Linked DNA regions of Homo sapiens: region 1 is linked to region 2. Evidence: chromatin loops called from intact Hi-C (ENCODE). Cell type or tissue: natural killer cell. All regions are shown on one strand. Each heading gives the region's core, and the rest is flanking DNA. Links, peaks and the distances in the headings are about the cores only.

Region 1 (10,273 bases), core at 691-8,690, 88 kb before region 2:
AGCTATAATAAGTCTCTTCAAATTTCATTGGCTTGAACCAATGTTTATTCTCTTGCTCACCCATCTGTGGATTGGCTGCAACTTAGGTGACCTAGTCTGTGCTCCAGTTTCCAGGATTCACCTCGCAGGTTGAGTTCAAGTCTGTCCCACATGTCTTTCCTCCTCCTGGGACTAGGTGCTCCCTGAGGCATGTGGTCTGCTCCATAGTTCTCACTCTGGGGCCCAGGTTTATAGGGGTAGCAGCTCTTCAGTGCATACTCTACTGGTGGTAGACTTCAGAAGCAACCAGATCGACAAACTGAACAGACAAAACTCTTAATACCCATGCTTGAAACTGATGCTATTTGTAGTCACGTACCACTGTTCAGAGCAAGTCATGTGTCCTATCTAACAACAATATGTCAAAAAGTATAATTATTCCCTGAGGCAAGGTGGGAGGGTGTCAATGTTTCCTAGATAATCATGTAACCTATTACAACTTTCTACTAGAAACTGGAAAAATGCTCAAGAAAATACAATTCAGTGACACAAATTCAATGGGGGAAAATTTCAACCAAAGAATTGATCATGTACTAATTGCACTGTCAACTGTCTTTCCTAAGGAAAAGTTCTTCTGTGGACACTGGGTTACATCTTTTCACTGTGGCCTCATCTTAGCAGCATGGCTTTCCTTTAGTTTTCCCTTTGCAATTTTTCATAATTTCTGGTATGTTAAAGGTTCTTCTCATTTTTTAGCACAGCTAGATATCTATTATTTTCCATATTTTTCTGTTTTTAATAATTCATATTTATTCTGTTCATTTAGTGATATGGGGAGTCTTTAACTGTATGTATCAATTTGGAAACTGGAAGTCTGTAAGGCATGTGTGTATATGTATGTGTGTGTACACATGATCATTATTTTACATTTTTTACTATAGACTGGAAAACAAATTGATTTAGATTTGTCAATAAAGAACTGAATGATCAATCGTAAACTAACCTTTTTAGCATACTCACATGGATATCGGCTTTGTTTGAACAAGTTGACACATGTCATCTTTATTTGTGGAGGCTGATAATAAGAGATTTCTAATGTTCCTCAACATCTAGTAGTTCTCTACTTCTACATAAATGAGCGTTTACATTTCCTTGCCCTCTGAATTCTGGTTTGGCTATATGATTGGTTTTGGCCAAAGAAATATGTGCATAAGTGATGTGTGTCTCTCTCAGGGGAAGCATTTATGAGTTGGTGCACAGTGGGCCTCAGTGATCACGAGAGTGTGGATTGAATTGGAGATGCCATGAGACCACAGCAGCCTAGAATCCTGGCCCAACCTGTGGGGACTGCTGCCCTGGAGGGTCATCTGTACCAAGCCTGAGTAAGAGGGAAACTGATCAGATACAGGGAATGTGTGTTACCACAGCACCACTGGGCCTATCTAGAGGATTACAAACAATATGTAGAATCTTAAGCAGTAAACAATGAACAAAACTTAATTTTCAAAATTATATAATATGTAACTAGTTTTGTTTATGAAGGACACCTTCCTTCTATTATTATGGAAACTCCTCTGGCTAGTGTGTTATCAATGTTTAGCACCATAATTAGTGCAAAATTAACTCCTGCTTCAAAAGATACAAACAGACTGGAGACAACAAGATCTAAAAGACCAAGTAATATGGATTCCTACGTTCAGAGATAGATGATATCCCCTGAAGTGATGAAGTAATAAGGCAAATTTTAATGTCTCATGCTGTTTATGGAACTGCTTTTTTCTTCTAGCTCAGACACAGTGGTGTTCACAGTTTGTCCCCTGCCAGCACAGAAGTATCCCATTTTCAGAATTTACCTACACATGTCAAGTGTAGATCAAGGGCATAGTAAACTTGATCAGTTCCCCAGTGAATGTTCAACAGGAAAACTACCAAAACATCACTAACAAGAAATTACAGATGGTACTTAAATACCACAAAGGTGTCATTCCTTATAAATATTCACTATTAATGAGTTGGGCTTGTTTCCATAGCTGGCAACCAGATGATACGCATATTGATAGAGCTAAGAAATGAGCTGGTTGTGTCAAAGGCTGGAGACTTAGTGATGAGTCAAGTTATCATGTTCAATCCTGTAAAGCTCCAAGTTCCCGAGGAGATTATGTCCTTAAAACAAGAAGGTAAGGACTTGTTTAAAGCTTGTCCAACACTTCTGCCCACTGCTAAAAGCTGAACCCTCAAGGAAAGGTTTATGCTCAAAGTCAGTGCCCATAAAGACATGCAAAGACTTTTTCCCAAAATACTGATGCAGCATGTGATGGTGATACCTCAGAGCAGGAAAAAATACTGAAATTAAAACTAAAGGCTAGTTAATTTTACTAAACCACAAAAAGCGGTTCTGCATTTCAAAATTAGCTTAGGCCGGGCGCGGTGGCTCATGCCTGTAATCCCAGCACTTTGGGAGGCCAACGCCGGCAGATCACAAGGTCAAGAGATTGAGACCATCCTAGCCAACATGGTGAAACCCCATCTGTACTAGAAATACAAAAATTAGCTGAGTGTGGTGGCGTGCACCTGTAGTCCCAGCTACTCAGGAGACTGAGGCAAGAGAACCTCTTGAGTTCTCCTGGTTGCAGTGAGCCAAGATTGTGCCACTGGACTCCAGCCTGGACACACAGTGAGACTCCATCTCAAAAAATAAAAAAATAAAGAAAATAAAATTAGTTTAATATGTGGTCAACTGTATTTACTCAAACCTACTCATTTTTGCTTTAAGTGACTTAGAATGTTTATGTATGATATTGAGCAAGTTGGTATTGATATAATTCTTCAATTTTTTTTGAATGTTTTTCTTGCTAGTTGTTAACATTTTAAATATGGTGTTAATGACTCATGTTTTCCATCCACTTAACCATCTCAGCTTGATAGTAACTAACATAACATCCTGAAAGCCAATCTAACCATCCTGTTTTACACTTGAAAGATGTTATGATACAATATCAAACATAAACATTCTAAGTCACTTATATTTATGTGATTATATATATAAATAATATATAATTGTGGCTTATATATATAATTACATATATAATCATTACTAACATTCTTGGACCCATTTCTTTATCCATTTATTTATTTATATATATCATTATATATAAATATATAACATATATTATATATATGTATTCATTTGGCTACATATACTTGAAATCAAAGTGAAAAGATATAAAAAGAGAGACTGCTCCTCGAACCAGTCTCCTATGCTTCCCATACAGTAACACACCATAGAGCTCCATGTCATACCACACACCAGGCTGCATCTCCCTAAGAGGAGGGCAGTTCTGCATTAAGCAGATGATTCAGATACTAGCCAGTTTCCAGTCCTTGACCAAAGGCTAAGTACACTGCTTATCTGTGCTGGCTGTCAACATATTTCAAAAACTGTGACTCTCCACAGAGCACAGGATGTGGGTATCAGAACAAAAAAGGAAGCACTAGCACAATGTTTTATATCTTTAAAGGAAATCCCATGGGTTGCAAGCAGATCAAATGGACTAAGTATATCATTCATATTTTCACAATGGGTCATGATGAAACAGCTAAATTAGAAGCTATACAATTGAGTGACCTGGTACAAAAATGAGCACATGGTTTCACATGAATTGGGTTTGTCTCAACTTACGAGTAATCAATGTATGATTTTGATGGAGTGGTACTTGCATTTGAGGACTTAAATTATAATTTCCAGTGGAATAAAAATTAAATGCTTCTCTGAGGCATTTTTATTACTCTATATAAGATCCAATCTTCTGAAACCTGATCTTCAAAGTAGGAACTTAAGTTTCGTACAATAACTAAAACAAATGCTTGGTGAATGATGCATTAACCTCAAGAAGACATTCAACTCTATTAGTGATTCTTAAGAACCTGTACTGTACTTTCAAGACATAAATAACACATGATTCCTGAACTCACAAATTACCTATGCTAGAATTTTCACATCAACACTACTGGATCGTAGTCTTTTCAAAGAGGGAAGTCTTCAATCACAAAGGACAAAGTTGCTCATGAATTCTCTAAGTATATAGAGAAAATTACCACCATTTATTGTTGTGAACATTGTTTTTGTGCTTTGTATATGTACCTAGAAAGTACCCTGACATTTTAAATAGGAAGACATAAATTTCTACAAGCACAGAAAAAGGAAAGTATGAAGTTTTAACATTATACAGTCTTTGAAGGAATAAATAAACCAGAAGGAAAAGAGATCCAGACCCAGAGTAAATCTTTTTGTAGTGTTTTCTAGCATAGCCTTTCCCACGGATGAATGCCACAGTGACCCCTTAGTCTACGAGAGTTGTCTTCCAGCTACATCCCTGGCACTTGATAAGATTCCCACTTGCTGTCTGTGATGCCAACCAGAGCTGAGTGTAAGGGAAGTGTGCAGAGTGCCTCATGTCCCTGGAAAGGCTTTGCTGAGGCTCTTAACTCGCTGAGGCTCTAGGGAGGATGCTCAGAGTGCCCTTGGATTAAGGAGACCTCCAGAAACCTCCCTGTCAGCTTGGGCACATCATGCAATGGTGGAGAGCAGTCAAAAATTAAAAAAAGAGGAACAGAAAACTAAAAAAAAAAAGGAAGGAAGGCAGGAAGGCAGAAAGAAAGAGAAAGAAAGAAAGAAAGAAAGAAAGAAAGAAAGAAAGAAAGAAAGAAAGAGAGAGAGAAAGAGAAAGAAAGAAAGAAAAAAGAAAAAAAGAAAGGAAGGAAGGAAGGAAAGAAAAGAAACCTTTTCAAAGATATATAAAAAGAGTGACCACAGCAGAAAGAAACTCTCATATACCTCACCCAGAGATCCCATTTCCCATTCAAGTTTGGCCAGTTGTCTGAAAAATATCTTCCAGAGCAAAAGGATTCAACTCCAGTTCTGGATCATGTATTACACTTAGTTTTCATGGCTCTTAATTTTTGTTTAGTATAGAACCACTCTAAAGTCCTCCTTTGACCCTCATGATCTTGACACCGTTGGAGATTACAGGCCAATTGAATTAGTCTGTTTTCACACTGCTGATAAAGATACACCCGAGCATGGCAAGAAAAAGAGGTTTAATTGGACTTACAGTTCCATGTGGCTGGGGAGGCCTCCAAATCATGGCAGGAGGCAAAAGGCACTTCTAACTTGGTGGCAGCAAGAGAAAATGAAGAAGAAGCAAAAGCAGAAACTCCTCATAAACCCATCAGATCTCACAAAACTTATCACAAGAATAGCATGGGAAAGATTGGTCCCCATGATTCAATTACCTGCCCCTGACCAACATGTGGGAATTCTGGGGTATACAATTCAAGTTGAGATTTGGTGAGGACACAGTCAAACCATACCACCAGTTATTTGGTTGAATGTCCTTCAGTTTGGATGTTTCCTTATCATTAGATTAGCTGCTCTTTCCTAGAAGTCAAACTTTAATGTGCATAGGCATCTCATGGAGAATTTAAATTGTAGATTCTGATACAATAAGACAATAGTTCTGCATTTCTAACAAACTCCAAGGCCATCAATGGGACTGACCACATAATTAATAGGAAGAGCCCCATAAGACACCAATCAAGAAGAGGGAGAAATAATCAGGACTGATTATCCACCTTCCCCCTCATCAGGACTAATCCCACGATCCTTTGTGACAATTTAATAAAGTCACTTCCAAAACTCCAAACTTTCCTAATCATTGATTTCACCACTAGAAATTCCAAACTTCCAGAACTATTGATTCTCCTATTCCTAAATGAACCCCCAAACCTGTCCTAACCAAATTATCATCAACCCAGTGAGTGGTTCCATCATCCCCCCAGTTGCTTAAGTCCAAAGCCAAGAAATCACCTCTGATTCTTCTCTTTTGCTCAACTCATACTGCCAGTCCAGCAGAACCACCTAACTCCAAGACATATCCCAAGTCTGTTCACTTCTATTTGTCTCTACTGTTCACAATGTATTGCATATCATCATCCATCATCTCTTGCTTGCACTACGCTGTAATTTCCTGATTGGTCTAACTGCTTCCATTCTTGACCCCCTCCACCCAGAAGCCAGGGAGAGCTTTGAAAAATAAGGTAAGTCAGGTTCCACTGCCTGAAACCTCTACTGTCTACTGATCATGTTTAGGGGAAAACACAAATGCAAACTGCTCATTTTGTTCTCAAGGATCTTTGGGATTGTTCTCATGCCCTCTTGCTTGCTGCACTCTGGCCACACTGGCCTTCTTGTGTTTTCTCTGATCTGTCAAGCCTCATGCCCCTTCTGCCTGGCATACACTTCATCCTGAACATCACATAGCTTGCTACTTCCAACTCCCAATTCTGCTCAAAGTCATCTCTTAGGAGGACTTCCTACTGCCTTATCTGAAAGAGCTTGTTTTCCCAGTTTCTGTACTTCTCTATCTGCTATCTTTATTTATTTCATCATAAACATCATCACTATGTGAAACTATGCTATTTATTTTTTTCCTTGCTTAATTAGCATTCCTTTCCTCTTCTAGATATACATTCATAAGGAAAGAAATATTGTATTTCTTTTTTCACTCATGTATTTCAGCTTCAGTGCCAGTTATAACAAACTCAATAAATATTAACTGAATAAATGAATGAATAAATAAATACTACTTTAAATCAAAATGCTTATGTAAGCAAAGGACTGAATGGGGAGTTGGTAAAACTGCCACTCCTCACATGATTACTCACCATCGACAAAACCTTTCCAAAGCAGCACATGTCCCATTGACAAAGACTTGACATAGCCCATTCTCTTGCTACGTTGAAGAGCTTACCTAAAGTTTCACAGAATGACCCTGGTCCAGTTAGACTTTATAATGTCAATGTCCCCCATTCTAGCCAGGAAATTTTTCCTGACTTCTCCTAGTTTCAAGACAGCAAATTGAGCTTACATGTTTAAACTCTCTTTTGCCTTATATTCCATTGAAATAACTAAGGAATTTAGAAATAAGAAAATATCTCTAGCAGTTTAGGAAAATAGGGAAGTGTAAAATCACACATCAAGAAACCTTGAAAGATTTCAGGAGGGAATAGAGATGATTTGGCCTGAGAGAAAATCTCCCAGTTGCTGACCGTTCAGTCAAAACAGAAAGGAGCAATCTTGGACATAAATTAAGAGATTACTGCAACAAGTCCTAGAAAAACGTTGACTCTTAAATCACCACATACCAGATACAAGAGCAGGCACTGAACCAGTGGGCAAAGTCCAGTGGAAAAGCTATGGCAACAGTGACAGTACCCCAAGCACTGGCTAACTTCAATTGTCCAAAGCAAAGGAACAAAGGAAGAAACTCAGCTCATCTCAGGAGTACAACCTCTGTGTCCTCCTTCTCCAAGGATTTCTACTACTAACAGTATCACAGGGGTGTGTGTTTTCTGTTCTAGCAAATATTGCAAAGATTGTATTTGCAAACAATGTAAAGATTATTTGAACTTGATTTCATTGTACCATGAATAACTTTGATCCCTCACTTTACTCCTTCACCTCTAACAAAAATGAAGGTTTTGTAGCTTAGATAATCCCATAGTCAAGTATCTTACTCAACAAGATGGACCAAGGTGCCTGATGGTTGATTGCTTCTGGCCTATGTATTCTGCAAGTCCATCAGCTGTTCCATCTCCTTCTCACAGGACCCAAATTAGAGCTTGTCCTCAATTCTCTGTAGCCCTCCTACACACTAAAAAAAATAGGACTGACAATTTTAATAGCGGATAGCAAAAAGTGACCTCCATAGTTGCTGACAGAGCCCATATCATCCACAGGTTTAACAAATCTAGATCAAAGGTCCCAAATCTTAAGGCAGTGGTTCTCACAGTGAGGCCACTGTCCTCCTCCTGTGGCAATGGCTGGTTATATTTTTGGTTGTCACAACTGGGTGGTAGAGTGTGTGTTACTAGTATCTAGTGGGTAAAAGCCAGAGATGTGCTAATCATCCTGAAATGTACTGGACAACTTCCCAAGCCCCAACAAAGAATCGTCTGGCTCAAAATGTCAACATGCCTGAACCTGATGAACCCTGCTCAATGGTCAACAGGCCTAGATGGGCAATAGTAAGTGTGAACCTGGCCATGAAGCAATAGGGCATCATGGGGAAGCTGGTGACCTGGGATACAGTGATGACAGATTTTCCAGTTTTTTAAGAGAGAGAAAGAGTCTAGGTTTTTAATAGTCATATACATTGTTGTAAATCAGTTTTATAGTTTTTTTTATAAATGTTGAAGATGAATTTTAGAATGTTGAAAAACTAAATTAAAACACAGGAATAGGCCAGGTGCAGTGGCTCACACCTGCAATCCCAACACTTTGGGAGGCCAAGATGGGTGGATTACTTGAGGTCAGGAGTTTGCAACTAGCCTGGCCAACATGGTAAAAAACCCCATCTCTACTAAAAGTACAAAAATTAGCCAGGTGTGGTGGCGTGCACCTGTAATCCCAGCTACTAGGGAATCTGAGGCAGGAGAATTGCTTGAAGCCAGGAGACGGGGGTTGCAGTGAGCCTAGATCATGCCACTGCACTCCAGCCTGGGCAACAGAGCAAGACTCTGTTAAAAAAAAAAAAAAAAAAAAAAAACACAGGAACAAAACAAATTTAAAAATTCAACAACTCCAAAAAATAAAATAAAATAAAATTTAGTGGTCTGGATCTGGCCCATGGATTGATGGTTTGCCATTGCAGATTTAGTACTTTACTTATTATATATGAGCTGATAATAACAGCATAATAAAGTCTGAGCACCCATGAGAGCAGACAGCAGTTAAAATGTGGGCATTATAATAACAGTAATAACCAGAGAAAATGACTACAATGGAAAAAAGTTAGTATAAACAAGAGGCTAATTTACAGCATCATATTCTTGGTGAGATTAGAGTTGGGGCTGGGAAGGTAAGCAGGAACAAAGTCTTAATATCTGTAATCTATAGCAGTATTTCAAATAGGTACTGCAAGGAATACTCCAATTAAAGTGTAGACAAAAATTACAAAAGGTACCTCTCAAAAGAAGAATGGCAAACAGTTGCAAGAGATGAATAGTTGTAATGACAATGAAGTCAATGCAAATTAAAATGAAATGGTCTTCATCAATTATACTAAAAAGGAATTAATGCCCAGTGCTGTGGAGCATTGGTGGGGAGGAGGAAGAGCACCACTAATGCAATCCTGGCAAATGTAAATGTTCTTTGCAATCTAGGCTTTGAATCACATTAAAAATGTATGCGTTCTTTCATGAACAAGTCTACATCTAGGGATTTATCTTAGGGAAATAATTGAACAGGTGGATACAAGTAAATACACAATTCTCTTCATTGTAACATGGTTTATAATAGCAAATAATTAAAAATAATTCCAATGTCCATTTACAATAGTTAAATATAATTTATTAACAACCACACAGTGTGGTGGTTTAGAGCTGCCAAAGGGAATGAACAAATCTATATATGGATGGAAGATAGATTATAATATTTTTATAAACTCAAAATATTATCAATGAATAAAACAGATGGAAGAGCTGAGGGACAGTTAGTTAAGTCTTTGAAAGAGAAGTTCTCACTAGTTCAAGTTCCTGTTGGTTGATGTCCTTACTGATTGTTTCTGTGTGGTGGGATAACGGTTATTCTCCTTAAAAAATCATTTTATTGGCTGGGCACAGTGGCTTACACCTGTAATCCCAGCACTTTGGGAGGCTGAGGCAGGCGGATCACAAGGTCAGGAGATCAAGACCATCCTGGCTAACAGACTATCCTGGCTAACACGGGTGAAACCCCGTCTCTACTAAAAATAGAAAAATTAGCCAGGTGTGGTGGTGGACGCCTGTAATCCCATCTACTCAGGAGGCTGACGCAGGAGAATGGCATGAACCCTGGAGGCAGAGCTTGCAGTGAGCCGAGATCACGCCACTGCACTCCAGCCTGGGTGGCAGAGCAAGACTCTGTCTAAAAAAAAAAAAAAAAAAAAAAAAAAAAAAAAAATCATTTTATTATATATTCTGATATTTTTCTCCTGTATATATTGCAAGTATACCTTGCTTTTGTAATAAAAGTATTAACCATTGTTTTTTAAAAAACAGAAATTATTATTTTCATGTATAAATCAATCTGAAACATATATATTTAAATTTATAAAATGTTCACATATTATACCCTATGGGGATACTTAGTATAGTATCTTATGACCTACAAAATTATTAACCCCAGATGTCACTTGGTCTTTTAAGAATCAAGAAAATTCCAGTTGATTTACTTGTTTCTCCTTAAGTCTGAGAG
Region 2 (10,273 bases), core at 1,356-9,355:
GCATTGCCTGAGAGGAGCAGCACCATAATCAACACCCATCAACCAGTGTGTTGGTGGTTTCTGGGGAAATAAGCAAAATTAATAACATCTGCATCTAACAAAGATCCTAGCTGAGGCTTGCTCTTTAGAAGATTCGGAAACAATTCTTTCTTTTTCTGTTGTCTGTGGAAGTGCCAGTCTTTTCTCCCTCAACTCTGTGACAGAATTCACCCAAAAAATTTAAAGAAAGCGGTACAGGAGTGGTAAAACAATCAAATACTTGTTTGTTGGATGAAGTATTTGAAGGAGTTAGTTCATAAAGTTGTAGCACTTCGTAAGTCATCATGGAAATTAAATTCTTCCATAGTGTCATAGAAAGTCAACATATATCATCTCATTTTTCCTCTTGTCAAAATTCTATAACGTTTTATGAAACGGGCTCCAAGGGTAAATTTCTCAAGATTTCAAAGTTTCAGAATGACACAGAATGGATTTAAACTGCAGCAGGTTTGCTTCTAAATCCACACACTTGCTGTTGTAGCACCGTGCCTCTCATTATCTGGCTAACTTTTTCACCTGGATCCCTGATGATACATCACTTTTTCAGGAAGTCTTCCAAACAACCCTAACTGAAAATGCCACAAAGCCATTCCTTATCACAGTATCCTCTTTTAATTTTCCAGTTAGCACTCATCAGATATATTCTGGTTTATTTAATTGGCAATAAATTATAGTAATAATAACAACATAATTTTAGTAACAATGCATTTGGTTAATAATATTTAATTGCTTGCTTTTTGCCTCTATTCCTTCACAAAATGATGGAAACTGTGCAAGGGGGGACATAACTTGTTTACTGCTCCAACTCCCATACTTGCAATACAGCAAGAGATCATTAATACATATTAATGAAAAATAATTCAAAGACATTAATTGCTGTGTCCAAAAAATGTTACACTGATTCCAGCCTGCAAACTCCAACGTTCACTATTATGTGAAAGAGCAAATCTTATTTGCAATTTAAACATCTGTGAAATCATGATTAATATTTATCAACAAGTTTCCTTAGCGTTAACTTCCTCCCTATCAACTAATATATTTAAGGGAAAAGGAGTGAAGGTATATTAATCGTCTCCCATGTTCACATCAGTTATAGTTGTGTCAACCAGGAGGGACAAGTTAAAGCAATGTTTTGGATAAACTTGCATATCAACAAATGTATGAACACATTGCGTATGTGTCCTTTACACTCAAAAACTGAATCTCATATATTTAAAAGCTTTCTGCATATCTATAAACTTATTTCTTTATAAGTAACATCCAGTTCTGGAAACAACAAAACCTTTTCTCTGGAGAAAAACTTCTTCCCAAACTATATGATGGATAATAACTTTCCCTTTGGCCAAACTCCAACAAAATACATAATTTGTGCCTCCCAGTTCACACAACTATAACTGATGTGGAGATGACACATCACTTACATACTCTCATTTTCTTTCCTTTAAGTCTTTTATTTAAGGGGAAATCATAATGGGAAAATCTCAAGTTACATGTAATTCCTATTTATTGTGGCATGTGTATGTGGCCAACAGATTCTTAAAAACTCATATTAGAATTGGAATTATCTTTCATGACAAATAAAAAAGGACCGTTTGTTATTCTTCCACATTTCTTTTTCTCATCCATTCAGTAAACACTGTCTCCCACAGGTCTACCATTGGTCCCTGGATGACTTATTGCATTTTTCTGTGGTTTCTACTAGGAGATATATTTTCTTACTTATACAGATGCTCAGAAAAAGAAATTTGAAAAAGCAAACTGCAATACTAGAATAATTTTGCTGATACTTCTTCCTTTATGTTAGCTTCTTCTGGATGGCTTAGTACTGTAAATGCTATATTTTTCTATGTAGAAATAATGTAAAATCTGTCTTTTAGAAATGTCTAAGTATTCTATTCATGAAAGAATTTCTGTTAGGGAATATTGTCTGTCTTTTTGGATGGAAAAGTACTGCTGTTGGTGAAATCGGTGGAATGAGATTTACTATTTATTGGAACTATTTTTGCTAAAAATATGCATGTTAAAATCCATCTGTTAGAAATGTCAACCTTAACACTACCAAGTAAATCTGTATAATATTGATATCTACCTGAATCTCTTGGGCTGCAAGACTTTTCAAGGCCTTGGGATAACCTCAGGCATCAAACTCATTGACAAAGTAGTGATTGTACATTCTAACAAATTCATTTTAGCCTTTACATTTTATTTCTTAGCTTAAGTCCCATTTGTTTGCTAGTAATTCTGAACTTCTGCTAAGCACTGTGCCAACTGTCTTCATTTGATTAGGTCAAGCCAGTGGACTTAATTTTAGGACTTAAATTCAGGAAGAAAGTTCAAAATTCATGTCCTGAAAAGTGTGTCTGTCAAATTCTGAATAAAAACATACTTCTTGGGACTTTTTCCCCTATCATCATTGAATTCAATGAATCTTTATACTTAACATAAAATGAAGTTATTTAAAATTATTAACAAGACATGTGTAATGATGAGTCTGACATGAAACTGAAGTTTAAGGCTGCAAATCATTATATGATGGGTAGGAATTTTCAAAACTAAGTTTTAATTTGAAGAATTGAGTCATCTTTACAGACTTGGAATATAGGAAGCATTTTAAAAAGAGAAAGGAGAAAACTTTAATAACACAAAGTTTATGAAGATATGTAATATACACAAACTTGAAAATAAATTGTAGGTGCACCAATGCAAAAATAGGTTTAAAAAATTACTTTTGCCCAGAAACTAATGAAAGTTTACTACCACCCCCAATCTAATTTCCCTAACTTCCTTCAGAAGCAAATCACTATCTAGAAAAAATGACTTTCTCTGCCTAAGAAATGTTATATAGCAATATAAACATGTTTTCGATATATTTATTTTCATTTGCTACAGATACTGCAAGTTAATAATTACAATCATTAGTAATTTTAGTTACATTTAAAAAGTATAGGTAGCATACCTATATAGTAAATATTATATCAGAATATTCAAAATATTTAAAAAACAGTAAAGTAAAACTTAGTCTCTTTCTCCCTCATATCCTCTGCCCCTCTTTTGTTTACCAAATAAAGAGTGTTAAGGGAACTATAGATACATTTTCAAAACTTTGATACCTAAACACTTTGAAATCACATTTAGGATATTTCAATATATCAAATACAAGAAACTTAAACATATACTTTTTTGAACCATTAGAAGTATTTTAAAAATTATTTAACAAATGTTTTTCATTAAAGTCACACTTTTAATGTTGATGCCTTGCATTGTGTCTTAGTTAAATATTTTCTTTCCTGAAATAAATTTTGTTGGTACTGTTCATCTTACAATGAATTTTATCTTACATGTTTATCTTACCATGAATTGTCCACTAGCAGAACTCAATATTTTGTTCATTTATGAATACACTTGCCTATTACATTTTGGCATAATGTATACAAATTTAAACTAATTACTGTGGTCAAAACCACATCTAACAGTTTGGGAAGGCTTTAAAGTATTAAAAGAGCCTTGAATGCATAAAATTGGCACCAAGGCTCTTAAAAAGCACCTTCAATTGATTTGTAAAATACTCAAAAAGAATTTTCCATCTCCCCCATAAAATCATAATCATTTGGGTTTTCTAATAGCAAACTACTCTCTTATCATGCATAATCAAAATTATTTTTGAACAGGAAAAAAGAATCTTAGATTAGCATTGTTTTTTAATGTTTCTGTGTGCCATCTACTAGCTGTGGTATTGAGTCAGGAAAAAGTATATGGTATATGGTTAAGAAAAAGCAAACTAGATTTCTCTTCAGTGGCTTTACACTGTGGGGCACCAAATGACTTAATAGCTTTCTGGCAGTCTACATCTATGATAGGAGTATTTGCAGAAATAAAGAAAGCATAAAAAGACTCCAACACTGCACCATGGCAATGATTAGAAAGGACAGTCTTTGAGCTTTGAAAACAGAAAGCAGAATCCATGCACGCAGTCTGCAGCCCTGAGCAAAATCTCTTTCCCATTCAAACTCAGTTGCAAACCCAGCTTCTCTTGCAAACCCACAGGCTGGAAGAGGAAACCACAGCCACTCCAAAGTAGAGTTTCAGGCCCATCATTAGCGGTTTCTGTCACCATCTAGTTGCATTTCCTTTATGAATGAAATATGCAGATGGCATCTCACATTGGCTCTTTCAACGAAGAAGAGGAAGGTCAAGAGACACGACTAATACAGCCAACACATTAGAGATCTGTGACCAACGTACTCACACCTCCAAACGCCTCCAGATTGCAGCCTCTGGAAATATCTAGCCCATTTCTTTATGGCACTGTTGCTTCGATCAGCTGTGGAAATTAACATAAAATAATATAGTAACCCAATAGGTGCTGGACAGCATTTCAGAGCATCATATTAAGGGAACACTAAAGGCACGTGACAGTATTCAAAGCCTGAGTGATAAATAGCAAGTAAATACCTTCTAATCGAACAGAAGGGGGAAGGATGCTGAGCCGATACTGATGCTGCCTGCTCTCTTCCTGTGTAACAGCAAAGGCGGCTCAGTCCCTCTGACAGGCTGTGAAGCGTGGCTGCCTATCGGCTCCTGGGCGGTCCTAGTGCCTGCGCCAGGTTAGCACACAAGGTAGCTCCAAAGAGCCTCCCTGTTTCTGGTGATTCTTCTAATGATTATCACCAAAGATTTTCAGGGATGTCAGCCAGCTAAGCATCAGGGCAGTGGGGTTTGGGTTTGGGAAAAATGATCAGTAAATAGAGTTTGCTACTGTCAATCAGACACTGCTGTTGAAACCAAAAAGGATTATAGATGATCTTGTCTGTTAAATAAATGATGCTCATGAAAATGTTGAAGCCAGAGGGCTGTTAAAAAGAAAACTAATTTGATAATATCCTATATCTACTAAAATCCATGTGTTTTGTTTTCTTTTTTCCATGTTTAATGTGTAAGGGAAAAAAATTAAGAAGTAGGAGGTTTTCAAAGTCTGATATATTTACGTAACTATTTGCAAAAAGTGTTTGCTAAAAGCCTAAAAAGTCCGTTAGTAGCTTATGCTGTTCAAACATTTAAAATGAAATAAATGCAAAAACAAACAAAATTGAGACCTCCAGAAACTTATTCTATAAAAGAGACAAAACGTTCAAGTGTCACTTCATGTAAACGCCACTCTTCATCTTTCTCTATTCATTCCCCCCACCTTTTCCCCATCATGACATTTATATTTTGTAATTTAGTTATTGTTGAACTCCCCTGCAATGTAGTATCTGTGAAGGAATCTGTTCTACTGACTTTTTTTTTTTTTTTTTTTTTTGAGACAGGGTCTTCCTCTTGTCACTCAAGCTGGTGTGCAGTGGTGCCATCTCGGCTCACTGCAATCTCCTTCTCCCAGGTCAAGCAATTCTCCAACCTCAGCCTCCAGAGTAGCTGGGACCAATGGTGTGCCAGCATGCTTGGCTAATTATTTGTATTTTGGGTAGAGATGGGATTTCACCATATTGCCCAGGCTGGTCTCGAACTCCTGAGCTAAAGCAATCCACCTGCCTTGGCCTCCAAAGTGCTGGGGTTACAGGCATGAGCCACTATGCCCAGCCTCTATTGACTTTGATAAAGTAACCCCTGGAAGATTACCCAGCATGCAACAGGCCCTCAGTAAATATTTGTGAAAAGATAAATGAGGCAGTAAGCTGAGAAATTACACTATAGAATACGGGTACAGAAGTTAATCTTGTAAGTGATTAAATTCAATTTAGCATACTTCTCTGCACAACTACTTTTAATAAGGGACTGTGCTAAGTATATGTTTGCCTCTAAGGAGCTTATAATTTTTTATTTTTTATTTTTTTGAGTCGGAGTCTCACTCTATTGCTGAGGATGGATTGCAGTGGTGCAATCTCAACTTACTGGAGCCTCCTGCCTCTCAGGCTCAAGCAATTCTTGTGTGCACGCCATGCCCAGCTAATATTTGTACTTTTAGTAGAGACAGAGTTTCACCATGTTGGTCAGGCTGGTATTGAACTCCTGAGCTGAAGTGATCTGCCCACCTTGGCCTCCCAAAGTGCTGGGATTACAGGTGTGAGCCACTGTGCCCAGCCAGGAGCTTATAATTTAAATATAGAGAAAAATATTAGTGTATGTGTATAATCAAATAATTACATGTACATAAAATACTTGCCATAAAAGAATGGACAATGTAAGTCAGAATATGCTATATTTGCTAAGGGCTTCTATGTCTGGATGTTATGAGTATGGAGTGGAACTGGGCAATTGGGTTTGAGAATTCAACCCAACTGATTTCTTTTTTTCCCCAGAGTACATAGAGTTCAGGTGGCAGTGGGCAGGTTGGTACAGAAGGGACTAGAATATGGAAAGTGAACTCTAGTAAGATTGGTTAGCAGAGTAAATACCAGTACTAAGACAGGTGAAGACAGGGAGTACAGGTACAGGTATGTGGGCACTGTAGGCCCTGGATCAAAGCCTCACATTGGCAAGTAGTCATCAGGAGAGTGTTCCTCTCCACCAAGAGATGGTTGCCTTCCAGAGCAGGGAGGGCAGCTCATACCTTGTGGTCCAGGCATTCAGACCACAGGATGAAGTGTAGTAGCAGTAACAAGGTATATCAGCCCATAACAAGGCAATGTGCCATTGAGGCTGAGGCTCAGGGCTTCTGAGGGAAGGAGAGAAAAAATCAAGGTAAGACTCTTGCTGTGGAGAACTCAAGGCTAGTGTTTCTCATGGAAAAAGTACAGATCCAAAAGGCATGGGGTGAGACTGAACCCAACCACAAGGGACAGTGATGTTTTTATAGGATCTAAGGATCCAGAAATCAACCTGTTTGTCATGTGCAGGTCAAACAGCTTTGACTGTGGTTGGACAACTTCAAGACTAGGGAGCCATGTTGATGACTAGAGTCAGGTGAACCCAGAGTGATTAGTGATCAATGAAAGAATGCCTCGTTGAGGCCTGAGGATTGTGGTTTGCTTATCCACTGCACTTCTTTCCACTTCTTCCTAATTCAGCATGTTTTCTGAAATGAGACTTTTTTTATTTTTAAAGAAGTTGATCAGCACCAAAGGACACTAATGTACCCTCAATTAGATCCTTGTTATTACAAAGTGGTGAATGGGCTGGACTGCAGAAGGGGAGTGGCTAGTGTGTGAGGGAGGCAATGCCCCACCATTAAGCATTTCTCTGTAGCTACTGATTTTTATAATATTGGAGAGCTCCCTGAGAAACAAAGCACTATGTCCATGATTGGGCCTCAGACATACACTGACATGTCATCTGTGCAATGACTCCAGGTGGAGAGAAGAAAAGTGAGGCTGCTGAGAGACATGTCACCATAAATCAGAAGGATCCCAGCTTGAGGAAACAGACCTCACCACAGGACCTGCGGGTAGAGGGGAGTGGTGGGTCTTTGTAGATCTTTGTGACTGAGATGGACATGATTGTAATAGAAAAAGACTCCATACAAACTGAAAACCCTAAGATACTGCAATAGACTGAATATTTGTGTCCCCCCAGAATTCATATGTTGGGATTCTAACCCTTAATGTGATGGTTTCAGAATGTGGGGGTCATTGAGAGATTAGGTCATGAGGGTAGAGCGCTAATGGGTGGGATTAGTGTTCTTATCAAAGAGACTCGCAAGAGCTCTCTCACCCACTTTCTGCTATGTGAGGATCGAAAGGGAAGTGGGCAGCCTACAACTCAGAAGAGAACCCTCAGCAGAACCTGACTGTGCTGGCACTCTGATCTTGGACTTCCAGCCTCCAGAACTGTGAAAAGAAAATTTATGTTGTTTATAAACCACCCAGTCTACACTTTGTTACAGAAGCCTGAATTGACTAAGATAGATAGCTCATAAACTCTGTAGTATTTTGGCCCTGAGAAAACTTGAAATGTGTGGGTGCTGTTATCCTCTTCCCTTTCAGTCTGCTTGGCTCACACAGGTGTGTTGAGATTCAGTGCCTGGAAGAATCACTGGGGACCCCCATCAGGTCAGGAACTGCTGGTTCTGCAGGGACAGCTGTGTCACAGTGCCCAGGTTTGTAAAGGGGGGTGCTGGTATCACAGATCTTGGGCTCAACTTGCCAAAAGCCAATGGTGACTATAAGAACAGTGTGACTTGGACCAGTCTGTGGCTTTTCAAGATGACTGTGCAGTGAAGGACATTGTAAGGAGCTGGAATTCATGGATGAGCCGGTGAAGGGGGGCTCAGATCCTGTGGGATTGGTTATCAATTATATGTGACCTTATGTGTACTCACGTGCTAGTGAATTGTGGCAGTCAGGTGCCATATGCAAATGTATCTGTTATAGAATAGAGTGGGATAATCACTGACTTTGGGACTACAGACCTGGATTTAAATCTGACACTTTGTGCTTCCATATAGTTTAATAAGTAGTACTTCATAGGCTTCTTGTGATGACCCCATGTCAACTACATTTAAAGGCCTAGCACAGAATAGCTCCCCATTACAAAAAGAAAACCTGCCGGGCACGGCGGCTCACGCCCGTAATCTCAGCACTCTGGGAGGCCGAAGTAGCTGGATCACCTGAGGTCAGGAGTTCAAGACCAGCCTGGCCAATATGGTGAAACCCCATCTCTACTAAAAATTCAAAATTGGCCGGGCGTGGTGGCACATGCCTGTAATCCCAGTTACTCGGGAGGCCAAGGAAGGAGAATCACTTGAACCCGGAAGACAGAGGTTGCAGTGAGCTAAGATCATGCCATAGCACTCCAGCCTAGGCAACAAGAAGAAAACTCCATCTCAAAACAAAAAAAAAAGTGTTTCTTTTTAGAAAAGGAAACCACTATATTTAGTAGCATAAAGCCAAAGGCTGCCACTCTGGAGATGTGCAGCATTGATAACAGCAATGACTTTCAAGCTTCTTTCACTTTGAAACTTTACAAAGTGAATCTCAGTTTCTTCATAAGTATAATCCAGTAATAATACCTCTGCAAAGAGTTTGTTTAGGATTAGATAGGATCATACATGCAGAGTGCTTAGCATGAATATTCTATACGTGGATCAAGGAATGGTTAAATAAATTGTGGTGGTTATTAAAATAAAACAGAACCTCTACCTCTTCAAGGTGATACAGGAGGAGGGTAGAGAAATGCTGGGTAGAGAAAGGCAGGTCCCTGGCTAGGGCCCTAGCCCCACAGACCTAGGTGAGGACAGGCACTTCTGCCTTTGTGCCCAAATGTTGCATTTTCCAAGACCACCCTGGCCCACCACACCCCTCTCTTGGGCCTATAAAAAGCTGAGACCCTAGCAAGGCAGAGATGAAAGCTGCTGGAGGGCGAGAGGAAAACATCAGTGGAAGAAGACAAGCTGCTGGACATCAAGAGGACACGGAGGGAGCATGCCGGCAGAAGAGCACACCAACAAACGCTGGCACACTGGCAGGCCATCCACCTGCAGGAGAGGCGGAGTTTGGCATGTGCCTGAGCGGCCCAACTCCAGGGGAAAACCGTCTCCCTTCTGGCTCATCCAGCAGTGAAGAGCTATTTCCACTCAATAAAACTTGGCACTCATTCTCCAAGCCCACCTGTGATCCGATTCTTCTGGTACACCAAGGCAAGAACCCAGGATACAGAATGCCCTCTGTCCTTGTGACAAGGTGTAGAGTCTAATTGAGCTGGTTAACATAAGCTGCCTATAGACAGCAAACCAAGAGAGCACCCTGTAACACAAACCCACTGGGGCTTCAGGAGCTATAAACATTCATGCCTAGACACTGCAGTGAGGTTGGAGCCCCACAGCCTGCCTGTCTCTGGGCTCCCCTAGAGTTTTGAGCAGCAGGCACTGAAGAAGCGAGCCACACCCCCATCACACACCCTGCTAGGGGAACAAGGGAACATTTCCCGTTTCAAAGGCATATAAAATGTGAATCATGTGCTTTCTGGATTCATGTAGTAAGAGAAATTTTCTGTCTCAAAACAAGTGTGTCATGCTTTTCATGACCTGGGGTGATCAAATGCTTAGAATAATAACACCAAGTAACATGACTCATCTAAGAAAAAGATATGAGATGAAACTATACTACATTATACTACATTGCAAATGCATTTCTTACCAGCCCCACCGTTCTTTTAAATATTTGAATTCCACAATATATTCAACATCTTGTGTGACTATGTTATTTGTATCAACACTGAGAATAATTCATATTTGTAGATAGAGTAAAGCTCTTTTAAAGAAGCTTCAATAAATCATCATTGCCATCACTTTTGCCTCACC

Evidence for each region. Peaks named below come from ENCODE experiments on the same cell type or tissue, not always from the same donor. Only the 100,000 strongest peaks of a DNase experiment are listed, where the experiment ranks them.
Region 1: it touches region 2 in a loop (2.0-fold over the local background); 3 of 110 quality-filtered maps call a loop at or near these places.

Annotation. Positions count from the first base shown.
Region 1 is chr18:54,799,321-54,809,593 of GRCh38, reverse strand. It overlaps a transcript of RAB27B not described here. Among named protein-coding and RNA genes, the nearest start is that of RAB27B, 24 kb to the left of the region's middle. In natural killer cell, for the core only: no CTCF peak of the experiment used is centred there; no DNase peak of the experiment used is centred there; H3K27ac peaks cover 328 bases.
Region 2 is chr18:54,712,154-54,722,426 of GRCh38, reverse strand. It overlaps a transcript of RAB27B not described here. Among named protein-coding and RNA genes, the nearest start is that of RAB27B, 110 kb to the left of the region's middle. RefSeq lists a silencer at 9,795-10,089. In natural killer cell, for the core only: no CTCF peak of the experiment used is centred there; DNase peaks (open chromatin) are centred at 4,096 and 4,566; H3K4me3 peaks cover 629 bases.